2 separate regions of the Homo sapiens genome follow, and region 2 is linked to region 1. Evidence: chromatin contacts called from ENCODE Hi-C or POLR2A ChIA-PET data. All regions are on one chromosome and are shown on one strand. Each heading gives the region's core, a stretch centred on a gene start or an enhancer-like site at or near the end of the contact. The rest is flanking DNA. Distances are from core to core; before and after follow the strand shown. Region 1 has its middle 21 kb from the start of DOCK9. Region 2 overlaps UBAC2 (UBA domain containing 2).

Region 1 (4,959 bases), core at 1,297-3,796:
GATTTTCTCACAGAAAAAGTTACCCTGCTACCTCTTCTAACACACAAGAGAAACTGAATGAAAAAGCCACAAAGGGCTTGTATGGGATGAGGGCCCCAGTCTGTGATCACTACCCATGGCAGAAAGAGGATGAAAAGATACTCTCTCCATTTAGATTGTCAACAGGACTTGGTAGCTGTGTATATAATGGGCATAGCACTTCCAACTTTTCCTGTTATTAAGGAGTTCTGGGGAACTACTTTACCTAAAGTCCCTCACTGAGAACAAAATTTTGAAACCAAATTTAAGTGGTTTCTGAATAGAGATTACAAGTGGTTTCGTACCAGCAAGTAAATGTAAGGCAGTATATTTAAATAATTATCCCTTTACTACTTGCGAAGTGAGTTCGGTAGATGGGAGTGGAGAAGAGAACCTTAGAATCATTGTTTAGTCTTCATCTTTCACAGCTCAGGCTGAAGGCCTTTCCTTGCTGAGAGGTAAGTGCTGACGCCACCAGGGTAAGGGTGTATTTGGGGAAATGCACAGAAGCCCCTTCTTGTCCTTTTTTGTCCTCTCTTCTGCTGTTGCGCCTTGGCCTCTGGAACCCCAAACTGCAGAGCCTTGCCCTCCCACCCTAGGTGCTCCTGAGCTCCACTGCCACTCATCTTTTTTCACTGCCAGAACTTAACAGTTTCTGCATGTGAATGACCTCAGCTAGATGTTACGTTCTTATCTGATTGTAAAAAATCACACTATGGTAAAAATAGCTAATAGACTTGTATCTGCTAAAGGGTATTTGCATTTTGGAGGGGAGTTGTTAACTGAGGGTGGCACTGGAGGTGAATATGGAAGGTTTGGGGGCATTTTGTCATTCATTTCCAAGCTGCAGAACAAATGGAGTCTGTATGCCAGCCCATCTCTGTGCATGAGTTTCAATTTTTATTTCGAGTGAGGAGAATGATTTTACCTCATTTTTCTTCTTTCTTTTTTCAAGTATGTGACAGTTTTCTTGAGCAAATTTCAAATGTTTAACTGTGGAGGGCATGAGATTTTTAATGGTGTCCTACCGTGCTGTATCTTGCCACCTGCAAGCCACCCTCTACTAAGCTACTCTGCCAAGCAAGCCCTCAGGAGGAGAAGTTTGGGAATCTAGCACCTTGCTTTGAAAGGAGCTGAAAACATCAGCAGATTGCATTGCTGGTCCTAACATCCTGGGGCCTTGTGAAGAGAGGACAGGAAGATACTGCTTTCTCATTCAGATGCATGACCTGCTGGGGTTCTGCATTCTGTTCAGAACTGAGTGTTGCATCTTCAGAAGGACACATCAGGGCAGGAGAAGACTCAGAGAAGGGCTGTGAAAAGGATTGTGGCATATTTATAATGAGAGTTGGTGATAGGAGCCCCTTCTGCGTGTATTTTCTCCCAGATCCCAGAATCAGATCAGGTCATCTTGCTTTTACCAAACTGATTTAGGGGGTCAGGTAGGTTGAGTATTAAGGCAGGCAGAGCCCTAAACATTTTAGCTACTCCCCAAAAGTGTATATCGTCTTATTGTTGCTTTCTTCTTCTTCTTTTTTTCTTTTTTTAACCAGTTCTTTGCCAAATAACAAGGCAGGGAGTGGTCATGGTGCCTGGGAACTTTGGTGCAAGAGATTTGATACTGAATTTCCGTTTTCACTTTTCACCCTTAGCATTCAACCACCTTTTGGACTGGGCTGTTGTGTTACAGAAGGATACAGGCTTCTGTCCAAATCATACTCTTTGTGACCAGTTTTGTAAAACAAGTGGAAACGCTGATAGTTTGTGCAGATGCATGTTTATCTGAAAAATGCTGGACACCATCCAAAGGCAAAGTATGCAGGAATGGTCTTAATTTTAAAAACAACCTCTCTGTGCATCAGTAATTTAAACCCTTTTCCATTTTTATAATTTTTGAATCGCCCTCTTTCTGTTAAAAAAGAAACATGAAAAGAAAGAAACACTGAGGATAAGTTTTAGTACTGTTTATGTTGTCTGTCCTGCAACCCCAGACACGCAGGACTTGGCTCAAATCAGGCAACTGGAGAATTCAGGAGAAGGCCAGATGATCTGGAAACAAGCAAGGGAAATCATCATTCAAGAAATCCTTCTATTAGGAAATGAGATTTTAAAAGCCAATTTAAAACTATTTTTGCTTTTCTTGTTAAAAGAAGGGTTGTTTTGGTATCCTCTCATTAGTCACCTTCCAGAGAGAGAGAGAGAGAGAGTGTGTGTGTGTGTGTGTGTGTGTGTGCGCGTGCATGCGTGCACACATCTGTTCATAAGCTGCTCCTATGACCTGTGTTCCAGGTCACACACTCACCCTCTGAACATGTGAACAAGAAGATTAATTAGTTGGAAAGACTATTCAAGGAACTCAGGGAATCGCCACACTGGGCTTTTATTCCCCACATCTGCAGTGTCTTAGCCTCCATTGCCAGTGACTCTCTGAAGTTTGGGTTAGGTCTTTTTATCTCAAGAGTCAAAGGGGGAGATGATACAAATCATTGACTTCCTGTCACCCTGTTATCTGTGGTTAGGTGATTCACGTAGCAAAAGTGTGATCCGAGCTTGCTTCCCTTTCTCCAGCCCCAAGGACACTATGGTTGGCTTCCTCCACCACCCACTTATTGTGAGTTTGGGGTTGCAAACTAATTTTGACAGTAGCCCAAAGTGAAACACCATTAGGAAGATGAGCCTGGTTGCTCAGACCCACAGGGAAATCTGGAAGGCCTTGGATTGTCTGTGCCTTCGCCTCTCTCCATGACTATATGGTAATCATTGGAGGGTGAGATGAGGGGTCCCAACGAGTCTGTGCCTAGACTTTAGCAGTTGGACGATTAGGGGCCATGCAGCCTAATCTCAGCCCCATTTGAGAATGTTGCTCCTCTGTGCCTGGGTGGGTGATGGATTGGAAGAGGCCAGGTGGGTAGGGTAGGGGCTGACCTGGACCATGCTTCCTGTACCACAAGACTTCCTCATTCATGGATTTCACCAAGTCTCTTGGTTCGGAAATTCTTAAAAGGGTTTTGGAAGCTTGGTGTGAGACTCTGCCCGGATCATTCAGATGGAAACCAAGGCCATGAGTGCTGTAAGTGCATCCGAGGTTAAAAAGGATTTTCGAGTGCTCCACACATAATTGGTGCCAGGTGTTTCCCATTTGTCTCTATGCCTAGACAAATAATCAGTCTTAGTGGATACCCAGAGGGTGAGCAGAGTTTGCATCTTGAGGGTAGGGTGGGTCCTACCTTCAGGGGCTTCCACTTCATTTAGTGAATTGAGACATGTGCGCTGTGGGTGTCTGGGTGCCCGGACCTTGCTGCCCTGTCTGGCTTCTCTGATGATGCATGCCTGCCAGCTGCCATCACCCTTGCCCCAAGGCTCCACTGTCTATCCCGGCCCCACCTCAGCTGTTCTCATCTGTGACTCATTCACAGAGGTCCACCAAGTACAGAGGAAAAGCTGAGGAGAATGGCAGGTGTCACATGCATGACACCCTCACCATCACCCTGGAGATGTTTCTGTGGTTTGCAGCAAATCTTGGAAGAGCAGAATGGCCTCAGCCCTAGTCTGAGAAAATCCTCAGGGCTTTTACAGAGATGATCCTGGGGACTTAGGAGAATCTGCTGTGTTGGTCAAGGGTGGGGCTGGGCCAGTGCCACACTTTGGCAGAACAGACCTCTCGTTAGCTACGGGGCTGGAAAGCAGCATGCTTCTCAGTTATTCTCCCAGAATCCCCACATGGAAATGTTTTCTATTGTATAACAAAGATGCACAAAGTCAGGGGGTGACTGGAGTATTCCTGACCAGCCAGGGCTGGAATTGCAAGCCAGCAATGCACAGAGACAGGAAAATAATTCCCACAAAGAACAGTGAAGGCTGCCCATGGCAATCCCTGGAAATAGTCTGATGTGGATGGAGTGAGGGAAGGAAGTGTTGAGAGACCAACAAAGGATATCAAAAGAGTGGGTGGTTTTGAAGACAAACCTCATTTCACATCGCTACTGGTCTGCTCTTCTTTCACATGTGGCAAATAGGAATCTAGTGGTCAGCCAGGAGACTTACTGTCATGCCCTTGAGAGAGGTCTTCTTTACAGATGTTTAGGCAAAGCAACTCTGAGGTGCGGGGCTCAGCAGGACTGAGCTGGTCAAATAAAAGGCTTTAGTTAGAAATTTGAGCTGAATTGGTAAGTTCTTTTTTACTCCAAGTTTTCTTATTGTTTGCCTCTGGGCGTGGGGTGGGCGAACCCTGCCTGAATAACCAGAGGAAAGTGAGGTGATCCACAGAGGGCCACAGCTCAGTGATTTTACAGTGTTCGCTTTAGTTCCTGAGACGTGTGGGCCTGCAGGCAGCAGACACAGGTGCCCTGCGAAGCGGCGTGTTCTAGGGTAAGTGCGCTGTGAGTGTCTGCTGCACACATTGACTACACATTCGAGAAGCCCTCTTTTCCCTCTTTTCCACTGTCCTCTTGTAGAAACCCTGGATAGTCAGCACATCTCCCAATACTCCTTTCCCATTCAGGTTGTGAGAGGGGAGCACATGTCTTTTCTTGTCTTCTTTCTGTTATGCCAGCTGAGGAATGAGTACCGATTGGACTTAGTATGCAAGGAGTTTCTTTGGATTTCAGAAGATCCGCATTTTTGGGGTAAAACTATGCTGTTTGCTTTACCATTGGCAGAGCAACTTACTTCCAAGTTATTATAATAAGAAATATAAACAATAAAACCAAGGAAGGTAAAGGATTAGATCAGGAGTGCCCAATCTTTTGGCTTCCCTGGGCCACACTGGAAGAAGAAGAATTGTCCTGGGCCACACATAAAATACACTAACACTAGTGATAGCTGATGAGCTTTTAAAAAATTGCAAAACTCATAATGTTTTAAGAAAGTGAAAGTTTACGAATTTGTGTTGGGCTGCATTCAAAGCCATCCTGGGCCACATATGGCCCTGGGCCGTGGATT
Region 2 (4,959 bases), core at 1,691-4,190, 290 kb before region 1:
ACTGACTACATGCCACTTTCCAAGTCCTCTACAGGCATCATCTTATTTAACCCTCACTACCTTAAGACATGGTATGACTATCATCCCCATCTTGCTGATGAGGAAACTATAGCAACAAGGTCACATGGTGTGGCAGAGCCGGTTTAATCCCACACTCTCCGGTCCCAGAACCTGTGGCCTGACTTGGAGCATTCATGCCACCACTTACTGAAACTTGGTTAGTAAGAGGTTCCACCCTGTAGCCTGAGCTCCATTCCTCCCTGTCCTATGTCCTCCAGGGCCTTGGACATCTCCCCATCACCACATCTGAATTCAATTCACCTTTCCCCTCAAGCCCCTGAATTTCTCTACAAACTCTACCTGCATTCTCTGTCACCCACATCTGATACTTTTCTCTCATTCATGGGATTCAGGTGGTGAACAAATCCCTACCTGGGTGCTCTCCTCTTAAATGCACTCTTCCCTATCTTTTCTTTTTCTTTCTTTCTTTCTTTTTTTTTTTTTTTTGGTGGTGAAACGGTGTCTCGCTGTCACCCAGGCTGGAGTGCAGTGGCGCAATCTTGGCTCACTGCAACCTCCACCTCCTGGGTTTAAATGATTCACCTGCCTCAGCCTCCTGAGCAGCTGGGATTACAGGTGCCCACCACTGCACCCAGCTAATTTTTGTATTTTTAGTGGAGATGAGTTTCACCATGTTGACCAGGCTGGTCTCAAACTCCTGACCTCAAGTGATCCACCTGCCTCGGCCTCCCAAAGTGCTGGGATTACAAGCGTAAACCACTGCGCCCGGCCTTGCCTGTTTTCTTTGCCCACTACCATCATCCTAGTCCAGACACTGGCCTTGGCACACCTAATTACAACCTCTTTCCCCCAGGCCTCTTGATGAGAGTCAGAAACTTTAGCCTTTCTTTAGGATGCTGTACCAGAAGCCAGCAGATTAACAATAATAAATACTTGCTAACAATTATATAGCATAGTGCTTTAAGCACTTTACATATAAAGTGCTCATTCAAATCTCACAAGAATGCTGTGAGGCTTGTTCTATTTATCAGTCGCACTTTCCAGATGATGAAACTATGCTCCAGAGAGGTTGAGTAACTTGCCCACGGTCACACAGTCAGCAAGTGGGGAGCCAGGCTCTACACTCTGGGGTCTGGCTCCATGGTCTGCACTCTTCATCATCGTATTTTCTCTCTTAAACAAATAAACAGATATGTTCCAGGTCCTCAGAAAGCCTTAAAAGAGACACACACTGCTCACCAAATATCCTCAAGTTCCTTGGGGGTGGGGAGGAAGAGCAGGTGACTACCTCTGACCAATGGGTTGGGGGCAAAAGACGCGTGTGTCACTTCCAGCCCGAGGTGAGAGGGAGTGGCATTCTCCTCTGCCACAGTGTTTGGCAATGTTCTAGATGGTGGCACCTTTGTCAGCCTGGGTCCCTGAATGAGTAAGTGAGAACTCCCACCCCATGCCCCACCCAACTGCATTAGACAAGTGTGCAAACAAGAAACACACTGTGGATTAAGCCACTGTGATTTCAGGGTTATTTCGTGGCTGCAACATAAGCTAACCTGTTCTGATTAAAACAGTGTTTAACCTACTTGGAATGAAAAAAAAAAGACCAATACACAGAGTGTAAGAAAAGAAAAATGCAGACACTATCCAGTTCTCTTGGCAAACAATCTTCCTTAATCCCACTTTCATTGTGTCATTTCATGCTCAGGGATTGAGAATAGTTCCCCATGATCTACCACATCAAGTCCAAGTTCCTCTCCCACACTTTCGACTCCCTCCAACCTGATTTATCTCCATTGCCCAATATGGGCCTTTCAAGTTTGTCTAGTTGGTTTTGTCTGTCCTGTGGATAAAATGTTTGGTTCTCTCTAGTGGGATTCTCCTGCTTCCTCCCCTTCTTGTTTACACTTACATCCAAATCACACCGCCTCCCTTAATCCTTCTTTGACTACTCAAAGCCATCCATCTTCCTTTCCTCAACTTATCTGGCTTTTACAGTATATGCCACATAGTTTTAATTTAGATCTTACAACAAAGGAAGAAAAAAGACACTGGCCTGGAGATGGGTGGCCTGGTTCTGTCAGACTCCAACCCAGCTCCATCCCACTTTGTCCAGTCTTTGAGCCTTTCTAGACTTCAATTGTCTTGTCAGTGAAGTAAGTGTTAGATAATAGGCAAGCTCTTTGCCAGCCATCGTACGGTCTATGGTCTATTATTTCATGTGCAATATTCTTGTATCCCTCAAATGAAACATAAACTCCATTGGGGAAGAGACACTAGCTTTTCCTTCTTTCTATTCTGGATAGCACTGGGCATGACACCCTGAACATAGACAGTGCTCCAAAAAATACATGTTGACTATAGGTCATCAAATATTAGCTGAGGAGATTATATGATTTGTAGTTTTTAAGTATGGTAAGAGGTTGATATTATTACATGTCATAATTTGTTAGGCAGCAACAGATAACTAATACTTGCTTGGTACTAAAATGCTAATCATGGAAAATATATTAAATTAGAAATTAGAATGACATTTAAATCAGTCAGGATTTATTTTCCAAAATGAAACTTTTCTGTTGAGAGTATAAGAGGAGCACCACTAGCTTTTCCATTTCCTTCCACATGTAAAAAAGCAGCATATGACTGCTATGCTACTTTATCTCTGATAATGCATATCCAAATGGAGAGAAATCCTGGCAATACTGTAGTTGTTAGAAAGAAGAAGCTGTTTAAGAGGGCAATACAATAAATTATTTCCTTTTTGTTTCAAGAGTTCACCTTCCTCAAAAATTTTAAAGCTGTTGTCTATCTGCATGCTAACTGTGTGGCTTCTCGTAGTTAGTAATGCTCTTAGACATCCTGTCCACTCAACTGAAAACCACTCCAGAGCAGGGGCCACGTTACTTTCTGCCCCACATGGCACCTACTGCAACTGATCCAAAACAAGAACTCAAGTGCTTTTCTGATTGGCTTTTATCCATTTTCTCAGAGTGTTAAAACATTTATTTCTGGTTTCTGTACAAGAATGACTTTTCCCAGGCAGATTTTGAGAAGAAAAAAGTGTGTCAGAATGAAACTACATGGAGGCTACAAAAGGTTTGAGACCTAATCTAAAAAAAGTAACATTTTGATACGTTCTTATTGCTTGAGGGCAGCAGTCCCACAATTTTCCCATCAAGTCCTGGCATGAAGTATCAAATTTTTTGGCAGGGGCTACATAGTAAAAATGTATAAGGTTACTGCCTATATTAGCCTATAAAAATAAATGCAAACAGTATGTTTTAGCATATCATATATTATATGTTCAAGAGAGTAATGAAAGTATATGCAAGTGCCATTTCATGTATTATTGCTTATTATTTTCCCCAGTAAGGGAGCAAGGGCAAGAAGGTCCTAAAGTTGAACATTATTGGTTTGTTAAAAGAACAGCAGTTAAGGCTGCACGTGGTGGCTCACGCCTATAATCCCAGCACTTTGGCAGGCTGAGACAGGAGGCTCACTTGAGCCCAGGAATTGGAGATCAGCCTGGGCAACATGGCGAAACCTCGTCTCTACCAAAAAAAAAAAAAAAAAAAAAGAAAGAAAAAAAAAAGAAGAAAGAAAGATATTTTTCCTTACTCTTGTTACAACATGGGGTGGAGGCAGAAGTTCAGGGATGGGTTCAGAAAGAACTGAGGCTGGTGTGGGAGAATCACCTGAGCTCAGCAAGTCAAGGCTGCAGTTAGTCATGATCGTGCCACTGCACTTCAGCCTGGGTGAGAGTGAGACCCTGTCTCAAAATTTAAAAAAAAAAGAACAGCAGTTAAGAAGACGACATTATCAAAACAGACCCACAGGCCTGATACACATGTGACAAGAGATCAAGGCAATCCTGGTTCTCAGTCCCAACAATCTCCTATGAGCTCTACTTGAAACCTGGTACCTGCCTGTGCCTGCACCTGACACTCAGGCCTCTGGGGAGGCCCGTAGAGATACTGGCAAATCTGAGGCAAGGGCAGGGTTGAGGGACACTGCAGGCTAACACCATGCAGATTTTAGGAACCACATGGTAAAATGAAAAATGGAAACCAGTGTCCCATTAGGGATCCAACTGTCAAATTATTTGAAGTTTGTGTGTTTGAAAAAATGATTAAAAGGTGATGGGTACATGGTAGTCATTATACCATTCTCTCTGTATTTATGTATATTTGAAAATTTCTGTAATAAATTTCTAAAAATGGTAAGTATGTTCTCTAACACATGCCCTTACTCTTGTTACATCGGGGGTAGAGGCAGAAATTCAGGGATGGATTCAGAAAGAACTGAGACACAGTTACCAGTCTCCATCTCCAATCAGTTAAGCACAGCAATTCAAATCATAGGAGAATGGGACGCGCACTGGCCACATTCTAAGGTTACATGTGAGGGGAGTCTCAGCAGACCTTCAAGGAGTCCTAAGAATAACGTGGCAACAGCAAACTAAATTCTGCATGTTTGTACGTATAAGTGGGAGCTAAACATTGAATACACATGGACACGAAGATAGGAACAACAGAATAGACACTGGGGACTGCTTGTTGGGGGAGTGTGGGGTGATGGAGGTTGAAAAGCCACATATGGGGTACTATGGTCACTACCTGGGTGATGGGCTCATTTGTACCCCAAGCCTGAGTGACACACAATTTACCCATGTAATAAACCTGCATATGTACCCCCCGAACCTAAAAGTGGGAAAAAAATTAAAAATAAATAAATATTAAAAAAAAGAAGTCCTAATAAGAGATGGCTGGTGGTAACAAAGTCACCAGCAAAGAATAGGTTATACCAGAAAGCCACATGAAAAGATCAGCAAGGCTTCATAAACACACACACAATGTTCTTTGAGGAACTTGATCTCCTAACACAAAGGACCACAAGGAAGAACTATGTCCCAGTTCAAATCTAAATGTTTCAGATCCAGGTATG

The links. Hi-C counts contacts between places; a loop is a spot of excess contacts on that map. ChIA-PET counts read pairs that join two places held with the same protein, here RNA polymerase II (POLR2A). Pooled maps may share reads with other maps.
Region 2: a loop to region 1 is called in a pooled map, with 2.9 times the contacts of the local background. The contact joins two enhancer-like sites. A Hi-C loop is called at or near these places in 1 of 50 pooled maps. POLR2A ChIA-PET finds 5 or more read pairs at or near these places in 2 of 52 experiments (Panc1 and naive thymus-derived CD8-positive, alpha-beta T cell).

The regions. Positions count from the first base shown.
Region 1 is chr13:98,996,583-99,001,541 of GRCh38, reverse strand. It overlaps a transcript of DOCK9 not described here. Among named protein-coding and RNA genes, the nearest start is that of DOCK9, 21 kb to the right of the region's middle. Within about 2 kb of position 2,546, at least 4 of the 41 ENCODE cell types and tissues checked have a DNase peak (open chromatin) inside an H3K27ac peak, as active enhancers do.
Region 2 is chr13:99,286,277-99,291,235 of GRCh38, reverse strand. The region is part of intron 4 of UBAC2 (UBA domain containing 2); the gene reads right to left. Among named protein-coding and RNA genes, the nearest start is that of GPR183, 19 kb to the left of the region's middle. Within about 2 kb of position 2,940, at least 6 of the 41 ENCODE cell types and tissues checked have a DNase peak (open chromatin) inside an H3K27ac peak, as active enhancers do.